Regions from separate parts of the Homo sapiens genome. Here region 2 is linked to region 1. The links are chromatin loops, found by intact Hi-C in ENCODE. Cell type or tissue: heart right ventricle. All regions are shown on one strand. Links, peaks and the distances in the headings refer to the core of each region. The heading gives the core; the rest is flanking DNA. Region 1 has its middle 8.9 kb from the start of ADPRH. Region 2 holds the start of COX17 (cytochrome c oxidase copper chaperone COX17).

Region 1 (4,516 bases), core at 251-4,250:
TGGTGGGGTTTTGGTGTGGATGTCCTTTCTGTTTGTTAGTTTTCCTTCTAACAGTCAGGACCCTCAGCTGCAGGTCTGTTGGAGTTTGCTGGAGGTCCACTCTAGACCCTGTTTGCCTGGGTATCAGCAGCGGAGGGTGCAGAACAGCGAATATTGCTGAACAGCAAATGATGCTGCCTGATCGTTCCTCTGGAAGTTTTGTCTCAGAGGGGTACCCAGCTGTGTGAGGTGTCAGTCTGTCCCTACTGGAGGGTGCCTCCCAGTTAGGCTACTCGGGGGTCAGGGACCCACTTGAGGAGGCAGTCTGTCCATTCTCAGATCTCAAACTCCACGCTGGGAGAACCACTACTCTCTTCAAGGCTGCCAGACAGGGACATTTAAGTCTGCAGAGGTTTCTGCTGCCTTTTGTTCAGCTATGCCCTACCCCCAGAGGTGGAGTCTACAGAGGCAGGCAGGCCTCCTTGAGCTGTGGTGGGCTCCACCCAGTTCGAGCTTCCCGGCCGCTTTGTTTACCTACTCAAGCCTCAGCAATGGCGGGTACCCCTACCCCAGCCTCGCTGCTGCCTTGCAGTTCGATCTCAGACTGCTGTGTTAGCAATGAGTAAGGCTCCGTGGGCGTGGGACCCTCCGAGCCAAGCTCGGCATATAATCTCCTGGTGTGGCATTTGCTAAGACCATTGGAAAAGTGCAGTATTAGGCTGGGAGTGACCCGATTTTCCAGGTGCCGTCCGTCACCACTTCCCTTGGCTAGGAAAGGGAATTCCCTGACCCCTTGCCCTTCTCGGGTGAGGCGATGCCTCACCCTGCTTCGGCTCTCGCTCAGTGGGCTACACCCATTGTCCTGCCCCCACTGTCCGACAAACCCCAGTGAGATGAACCCAGTACCTCAGTTGGAAATGCAGAAATCACCTGTCTTCTGTGTCGCTCACGCTGGGAGCTGTAGACTGGAGCTGTTCCTATTCTGCCACCTTGCCTCATAATCCTTGCCTGTGACTCTTGACACACTGTCCCCCAACTTCCTTGGCTGCCTTTCCCCATTCTCTCTGCCCATCTAAACATCTTTCTTCCTCAAAGGACCAGGCCAAATGCCATTTCCCCAAGAAGCTTTCCTGACTCTTCTAAATCTCCATCTGCTCTTTCCCTTCTCTGAGATCCTATGTCTGTGCCACTCATTTGGCATCATTCCAATCCCTCCCCACCCCCCCAAATTTATTGAGTGCCTACTATGTGCCTGGAAGGGTTCAAACATTGGGGAAGCAAAATGGCTTGACTAGGAGAGATAAGGACAACATGGACCGATCCTAAGAAAAAGAAACAGTAGCAGAAAAAGAGCAGGGCAGCTAGCTGAATTTAAGTCTGCAGTGTGGCGAAAATGCCAACAAAATATTGCGAGACATGAGTGGCAATATGACATACCATGGCCAGAAATTATCTTTTTGGATTCTTTCTACATGAACCCAGATCCTTATTGGAATATTACGTCCAATTTCAAACTAAATGTGGAGAGGATCCGGCAGAAAGTAACAAACAATAACAAAAAGGATGCTAAACCAGGCAGCTCAGAGAACAGAGGAATGGGGAGCCAAGATGTTTTAGATGGGCCAAATGATTTTGAGGCCTTTGGTAATGATCCTCTGTGGCTTTGAGGTGTTTCTGTTTCTTTGTTTTGAGCTAGTCATGGCCATAAATGCCTTCTACATCTGTAGGCGACCAAACTGGAGAAAATAATCTACATGTAAGCAGGATAAATTTTGATTGTGTTTAAGGAAGCATTTTTTTTGTGTTGAAGCTGGAAAAGGTGACTTTCAAAGAAGGTTGCAAATTTTTATTGCCTGATGCTTTAAGAAGAGAAGAGACAAATCCTGTTTGGGGAAAACAGAGATTTCTCTGCCTGAGAGTAAGGGACTATGGTGGAATCCCAGGCAGTCCACGATTCTAGGACCTGAGGCGTTAAATGTCACTGCCACTGGCTGCCACTCCCCTGCCCTGCCACACTGTCCACCAGAACCACTAACGAAGTTACAAAAGTCACCCTTTTCAGTTTCTATTTCATTTTCCCTGTCCCCTGAGAAACAGGAACCAAGGACTAGGCAGTAGGAGAAGCCAGACATGATCTATGCTTTCAAAGTGGGTCACCATGGCGTGAATGAATTAGAGCTGAAGGGTCATGGAAACAGCCTGTTCCTCCTCCCTCTCTCCTCCCCAGCTCTGTCCCCCACTTCTTCCTTTTTTTGTATTATTCTGAAAAGTGAATCAAACAGTTGCCATTTTTTTTATATTACGTTGGTCCACAACGTCAAAGGTCATGGTTTCCAGATTTCGGAAAAGGAATTTGATTCTGTTCCTAAAATTAAAGAGAAATTGCAAGGCTTGGATGGAAAGGGGAAGTTCCCCTTCAATAACTCTTTCTAGAAGGGTCAACATTTAAAACTTAACGTGTGGCCGGGTGCAGTGGCTCACGCCTGTAATCCCAGCACTTTGGGAGGCCAAGGAGGGTGGATCACTTGAGGTCAGGAGTTTGAGACCAGCCTGGCCAACATGGCAAAACCCCATCTCTACTAAAAATTTAAAAATTAGCTGGGCATGGTGGTGGGTGCCTGTAATCCCAGCTACTCCGGAGGCTGAAGCATGAGAATCGCTTGAACCTGGGAGATGGAAGTTGCAGTGAGCTGAGATTGAACAATTGCACTCCAGCCTGGGCAACAGAGTGAGACTCTGACTCAAAAAAAAACAAACAAACAAACAAACAAAAAAAGTTAACCTTATGTAGATATTTACCTATTATTTGAATACGAGAAGGAATTTGACCACTTGAGGGCCTGATTTATACAAGTACCACATGATGAAGAACAGGATTTTATGGAGTGAAGATCCTTAACAGCACTCTCAGATTGAATCTCTCCTGAGCCTTGAACTGATTTCTCCAGTGGCCACTGGGGTTGCGTGACTCCTCCAATGGCCCCAGACACAACTAAGAAATGTGCCTAAACTGGCTGCCATTTGAAACCTTTTGGTGTCCTTTGTTTAGATGCCCCACCCTAAACTTCAGGAGTTCTCTCCAGAGAGTAATTTTAGGAATGAATGCCAGAGACCAAGGGATGAGGGACTGTTGCCTCATCAGAGGGGGAAGGAGCTTGCTGGAAAAACAAGAGGAACAAAATGTCCCCTGACTAGATTTTTCTTTACCTTTTGTCTCAAGGACTCTTCTAGAAATAGAAATAAGAGTAGATTCATGTACATTTGCCCAGGTTGACCCCAGTGGAGGAATTGTGGGGCAGAAAGAATGATAACATGAAAGAAAGATAATTTCAGTAAGGCCCCCCAAACTTTTGGTTTAGGGAGCAGTCACTTTTTGTTTCCTAGAAGCTGTATTTTCACCTACTGAGATTCTAGCAGGCAGTGAAGTCCCCTTAGGATGGGACCGTGTGCAAGAGCATTGCTGTTTCATTGTAAACCCTGGAAGCGGAACTTAGGACTCAGCTGGCCAGCTGAGCTTCTCTTCCTGTGGGAAATCCCAGCGAAACCAGGAGAAAGGGAGCAACAGAGGTCATCTGCCAGGAAATGTACCAAAGAAGATTTGAAAATTACTGGTGGATCTCCAGAGCAAAGGCTGGAAAGCCCTGACCTACAGGAGCGGGCTACTGCATTGTTGGGAGGAGCAGGATTCACATCCACATGGACTTCCCTCGGGTCTCTTTCTGCTCTGCAGAGAGGGGTGGAAGCTGCTCCTAGGGTTTTTTTTTTGTTTTTTGTTTTTTGTTTTAAGATGGAGTCTCGGTCTGTCGTCCAGGCTACAGTGTAGTGGCACGATCTTGGCTCACTGCAACCTCTGCCTCCCAGGTTCAAGCGATTCTCCTGCCTCAGCCTCCCGAGTAGCTGGGATTACAGGCATGCACCACCATGCCCGGCTAATTTTGTATTCTTAGTAGAGAGGAGGTTTCACCATGTTGGCCAGGCTGGTCTTGAACTCCTGACCTCATGATCCGCCTGCCTCGGCCTTCCAAAGTGCTGGGATTACAGGTGTGAGCCACCGCACCTGGCCACTCCTAGGTTTTAAAACACCGGTTTGTATCCACTTATCTCTTTTGCTCCTCTCCATATAGTCTCCCATCTCTACCTCTTGCTATATTTGATTCCTGCCTGCTTGTTAGAATTACGGTGCATATCTTAGATTTTTCTTTAAATACCACTTTTAGACTGTCATCAACAAGAGGCTTAAGGCTCTTTGGGAGTGGGATATAGAATATTTATTTATTTATTTAGAGACAGGTTCTCACTCTATCACCCAGGCTACTGTGCAGTTGTGTGACCCTAGCTTATTGTAACCTTGAACTCTCAGGCTCAAGCAATCCTCCTGCCCCAGCTTCCTCAGTAGCTAGGACTACAGGTGTGCACCACCACACCTGGATAATTTTATTTATTTATTTATTTTGTAGAGACAGGGTCTCACTTTATTGCACAGGCTGGTCTTGAACTCCTGGGCTCAAGTGATCCTCCCACCTCTGCCTCCCAACGT
Region 2 (4,258 bases), core at 259-4,258, 100 kb after region 1:
TAACTATAAGCTTTAATTTCCTTATTTATTCATTCATTTAACAATCCTCCATTAAGCACCTACTATGAGCCAGGCACTGTTATAGGTAGTGGGGATATGACAGTAAATGAAATAGAAAATTCCTACTTTCTCAGAGCTTACATTCTAGCTGCCGTGAAGCAACACAGGTAATTAAAAATATATGTATCATGCAGGTGACAGTGTATAGAATAGAGTAGCCACTAGCCACATGTAGCTATTAAAATTTTTACAAACTAAAAATTCAGTACCTCACTCTCACCAGCCACAATTCAAGTGCTCAACAGCCACATATGGCTAGTGGCTACCAGACTGGCAAGTGCAGATACAGAGCATTTCCATCTTCACAGAAAGGTCTTAGGACAGCACCATGATAGAGTGATGGGGAAGGGATGTAATTTACATGGGGTGTTGAGGGAAAGCCTCTCTAATAAGGAGACTTTTGAAAGAGACCTGAGTAAAGAGGGAGTGGGGTGAGGGGGTGAGCTAAGTTGATAACTGAAGAAAGAGCTTCCAAACAAAAGAGTATCATTTGTTTGTGGAATTGTTGGACACATACCACTTAAGGTCCCTTTCAGCACTTAAAATGGGTTAAGAGTTCCAAGTTCTTTTAAAAATGGCCTGAGGCCCACCGCCCTGTCTGGGATGTCAGGAGTGCCACTGCCCGGCTGCCCACTGTCTGGGAAGTGAGGAGTACCTCTGTCCGGCCACCCCGTCTGGGAAGTGAGGTGCCTCTCCGCCTGGCCACCACCCCATCTGGGAAGTGAGGTGCCCCTCTGCCCGGCTGCTGCCCCGTCTGGGAAGTGAGGAGCGCCTCTGCCCAGCTGCTGCCCCGTCTGGGATGTGAGGAGCGCCTCTGCCCAGCTGCCGCCCTGTCTGGGATGTGAGGAGCGCCTCTGCCTGGCCGCCCCACCGTCTGGGAAGTGTGGAGCGTCTCTGCCCAGCTGCCCACTGTCTGGGAAGTGAGGAGTGCCTCGGCCCGGCTTCTGCCCTGTCTGGGAAGTGAAGAGCACCACTGCCCGGCTGCCCCACGTCTGGGAAGTGAGGAGCACCTCTGCCCGGCCGCTGTGCAACCTTCCAAGTGTGAAGTGACAGCCTTGTGTGTGATCTTTTCTGTCTTCCCCAAGTTTGCATTTTTGACATTAAAGTTTACTTTTTAATTAAAAAAAAAATGGCCTGAGGCTTTAGTTTTATTCGAATAAAGCATGCTACAATTCCATTTTCATTTTTCAGAAAGCAATACTTCCGTGGGATACCCACTCCCTACTTAAAAGCATTTCTTGGCCAGGCATAGTGGCTCACACCTCTTAATCCCAGCACTTTGGGAGACCAAGGCAGGAGGATTGCCTGAGTCCAAGAGGTTGAGACCAGCCTGGGCAAGATGGTGAAACCCCATCTCTAAAAAACAACACAAAAAATTAGCCAGGCACGGTGGCCCACACCTGTAGTCCCAGTTACTTAGGAGGCTGAGGGGAGGATCACCTGAACCTCCCAGGTTGAGGCTGCAATGAGCTGTGATTGGGCCACTTCACCCCAGCCTGGGTAACAGAGTGAGACCCTGTCTCAAAAAAAAAAAAAAAAAAGCATTTACTGAAGTCCCACAATATTTATTAGAAACAAGAAAGAGAATATGTTTCTTTTAGTTCCCTCAGTCAATTTTCCTAAAGCCATGGGACCTAAAGGCTTTTGTCAAACCCTTTCTTAAAAGCTCAATTCTCCCCTTCCCCAATCCGCTAAATGACTGTCTTTACTGACATAATTTACTCCCTTCATTGGGAACTGAAAAATCATGGTTTTTTCAAATTGATACTTAAGCATTTTAGATTAACCAGGTGAACTACCTTTCAGAGAGAATGTAGCCCAATTGTTGCTAAATCTGTAAAGCAATACACAACTTTGAAGCAAGAAGCTTACCATTTCATATTTTAAATCCTAGGGCTCTCATGCATTCCTTGTGGGCCTCAATTAGATGTCCACAGTGTTCTTCTCCTTTCTCGATGATACTATAAAACAAAATGTACTTGTTATCTAAATATGCATTAAGCACATTATTAAGTATGCATGATAGTGATGGGGAGTGAGACAAAACACGGGTATAATGGAATGTAGCTGGAATTAAAACAAACGCTATTACCTCAAACAGCTTTGTTTTTATTTGATCTTATGATATGCCCATGCCTATGAAGACATTCCACAGATAAGTGATTTTGGGGGGGAAATCTGATAAGAAATAATCACGCATATTAAATATTGCCTCTAGTCAATATCCAAGGAGTAACACTGCTCTATAAAGAAATAAACTGAGTAAAATATTTATGCTAAATGAAGGGCACAGAGAACAGCTCAATTTTTTGCTTATTATCACAGAGAAATTAACTTTCTGATTTTGCCCTACATTCAAACACAACCAAATAAATCTACTTCTAATTACATCAAAAACATCTGGTAGCCAGGAGACCGAGATAAACACCCCCTCATGATGATCAAAGAATATTTTACTTGTAAAATTCACAAAGTAAAGACTAGGACTACACAGCTTTATTTCTAAGGCCTGAAAATGTGATTTTGCAAATAATCAAGTTAAGCCCAATTCAATTACAAGGAAAAACTGACTCCTGACTATGGATATTTGGGGAGAACCCACGTGGTCTGAGGCAATCGAGGCAAAGGGAATTTAACAAAGGGAATAGGTTCTCCTTCCATGGAAACTCTACCCATCCTTCAATAGCTCAAGAGCTGCCTGCAAATGGGAGATTGCCTGGGATAGTGAGATCATTGTGAAGATAATAGCTAGCATTCATTGATCATTTATTGCCATGTATACTGTGTTAGCCACTTGACATGGCTTGTATCATTAACCTTTACAATAATACTGGAGGGAGTTTCTTTTATTAGAGTCATTTTACAGACACATGAGGCTCAAGGTCACCAAGTTAGTGGATTAAGATTCAAACCTTGACTGTGGATCCCAGACTCTTAATCATGCTGTCATACCATTCAAGGTTCAACAGCACTTACTGTTACCACTGGAACAATTTGTTCAGACTAGTCTTTCAATCCTACCCGTATTATTTACAAAGTACTGAGGATTAATAAAAGCACTGAGCTCCTACACTCTTATTATCCCATTATACCACTAATGATTTCTTTCTTATATCTACTATCTGGGAAGACAAAAGGGGCCAGAGGAAGAGATGCACATTCACGTTATCTGAGGACGTCCTCTAATGAGATTTGCTCCACAAGAGAGGCTATATAAAATGAGAACAAATCTTTTGTGGATTGACAATCTAGATGAACTATTCTTAATACTTTGTCCCCTGCGTCGTAGACTGATTGATTTTCAACTTTTGGTTGTCTTAAAAGGGTTGAAGCGTAACTCTTCAGAACTGTAAGGAATACACTCTGTGTCCTACTGTCTCTAAATTTTGGGAGAAAGCCTTAGAAATTACCAGAAAACCTTTCCTGTTTGGTCTTAACAAATCTATCATAGCCCTTACCACGTCGTATACAAGTCACTGGTTTATGTCTCCATTAACTTTAAGCTCCTTTATATCAAGATGCATCTTTATCCATGTCTACATCTTCGGACCTAACGCAGTGCTTAACCCATAACAGATACTCAACACACATTTGTAGGAAGGAATGAGTGGTTGAAGCTTGCCGTTCTCCTCTCTCTCCATCGTTTCCCGGTACTAAGCTACGGGATAAGTCAACAGAGACCCGACCACGAAACCTACAAGGCCCAATAATTATCTCCAGAGCGCCGCAATGGGGCGGGGCGGGGCGGGGCGGGGGGGGGGGGCAGACAGGGAGGAGGAGTGGGGGAAGGGGGGAAGGAAGAGGGCAGAGGGCAGAAGGCAGAGGGCAGAGGGCAGAAGGCAGAGGGCAGAGGCCGTAGGGCAGAGGCACCGGAAGGCACAGGCCGCGGCCCGGGGCTCGTCGGCCGCGCCCTCTCCGGCTGCGCACTGACCACGCATCGCGCGCCTTCTTGGTCTCCGGGCAAGCGCAGCAGGGCTTCAGCGGCTTCTTCTCCTGAGACTCAGGCGGGGCAGGGTTTGAGTCAACCAGACCCGGCATCTTTCGCGCCAAAAGCAGCTATGAGCGGAGACAGCCAAATCTATGCCAGCCTCGGCAAACGCCGATTCGTCCGCAGTCACTTCCGGCAGTCGCTCTAAAAAGTACAGGAAGTCCTGCTTCTCTCTGACAGGTGGGGAATTTAAAAGGAGCGCGTGCGCAG

The links. A loop is a pair of places that touch in the nucleus more often than their neighbours do. Peaks named below come from ENCODE experiments on the same cell type or tissue, not always from the same donor. Only the 100,000 strongest peaks of a DNase experiment are listed, where the experiment ranks them.
Region 2: a loop joins it to region 1, with 8 times the contacts of the local background. A loop is called at or near these places in 31 of 110 quality-filtered maps.

Annotation. Positions count from the first base shown.
Region 1 is chr3:119,568,342-119,572,857 of GRCh38, forward strand. No RefSeq gene overlaps it. Among named protein-coding and RNA genes, the nearest start is that of ADPRH, 8.9 kb to the right of the region's middle. RefSeq lists an enhancer at 61-562. In heart right ventricle, for the core only: no CTCF peak of the experiment used is centred there; no DNase peak of the experiment used is centred there; H3K27ac peaks cover 2,945 bases.
Region 2 is chr3:119,673,213-119,677,470 of GRCh38, forward strand. It overlaps COX17 (cytochrome c oxidase copper chaperone COX17), which reads right to left and starts at 4,194. Exons shown (of 3, transcript NM_005694.2): 1 at 3,992-4,194; 2 at 1,933-2,021. The coding sequence starts at 4,098. The coding sequence ends at 1,937. In heart right ventricle, for the core only: no CTCF peak of the experiment used is centred there; a DNase peak (open chromatin) is centred at 4,239; H3K4me3 peaks cover 1,911 bases; H3K27ac peaks cover 4,000 bases.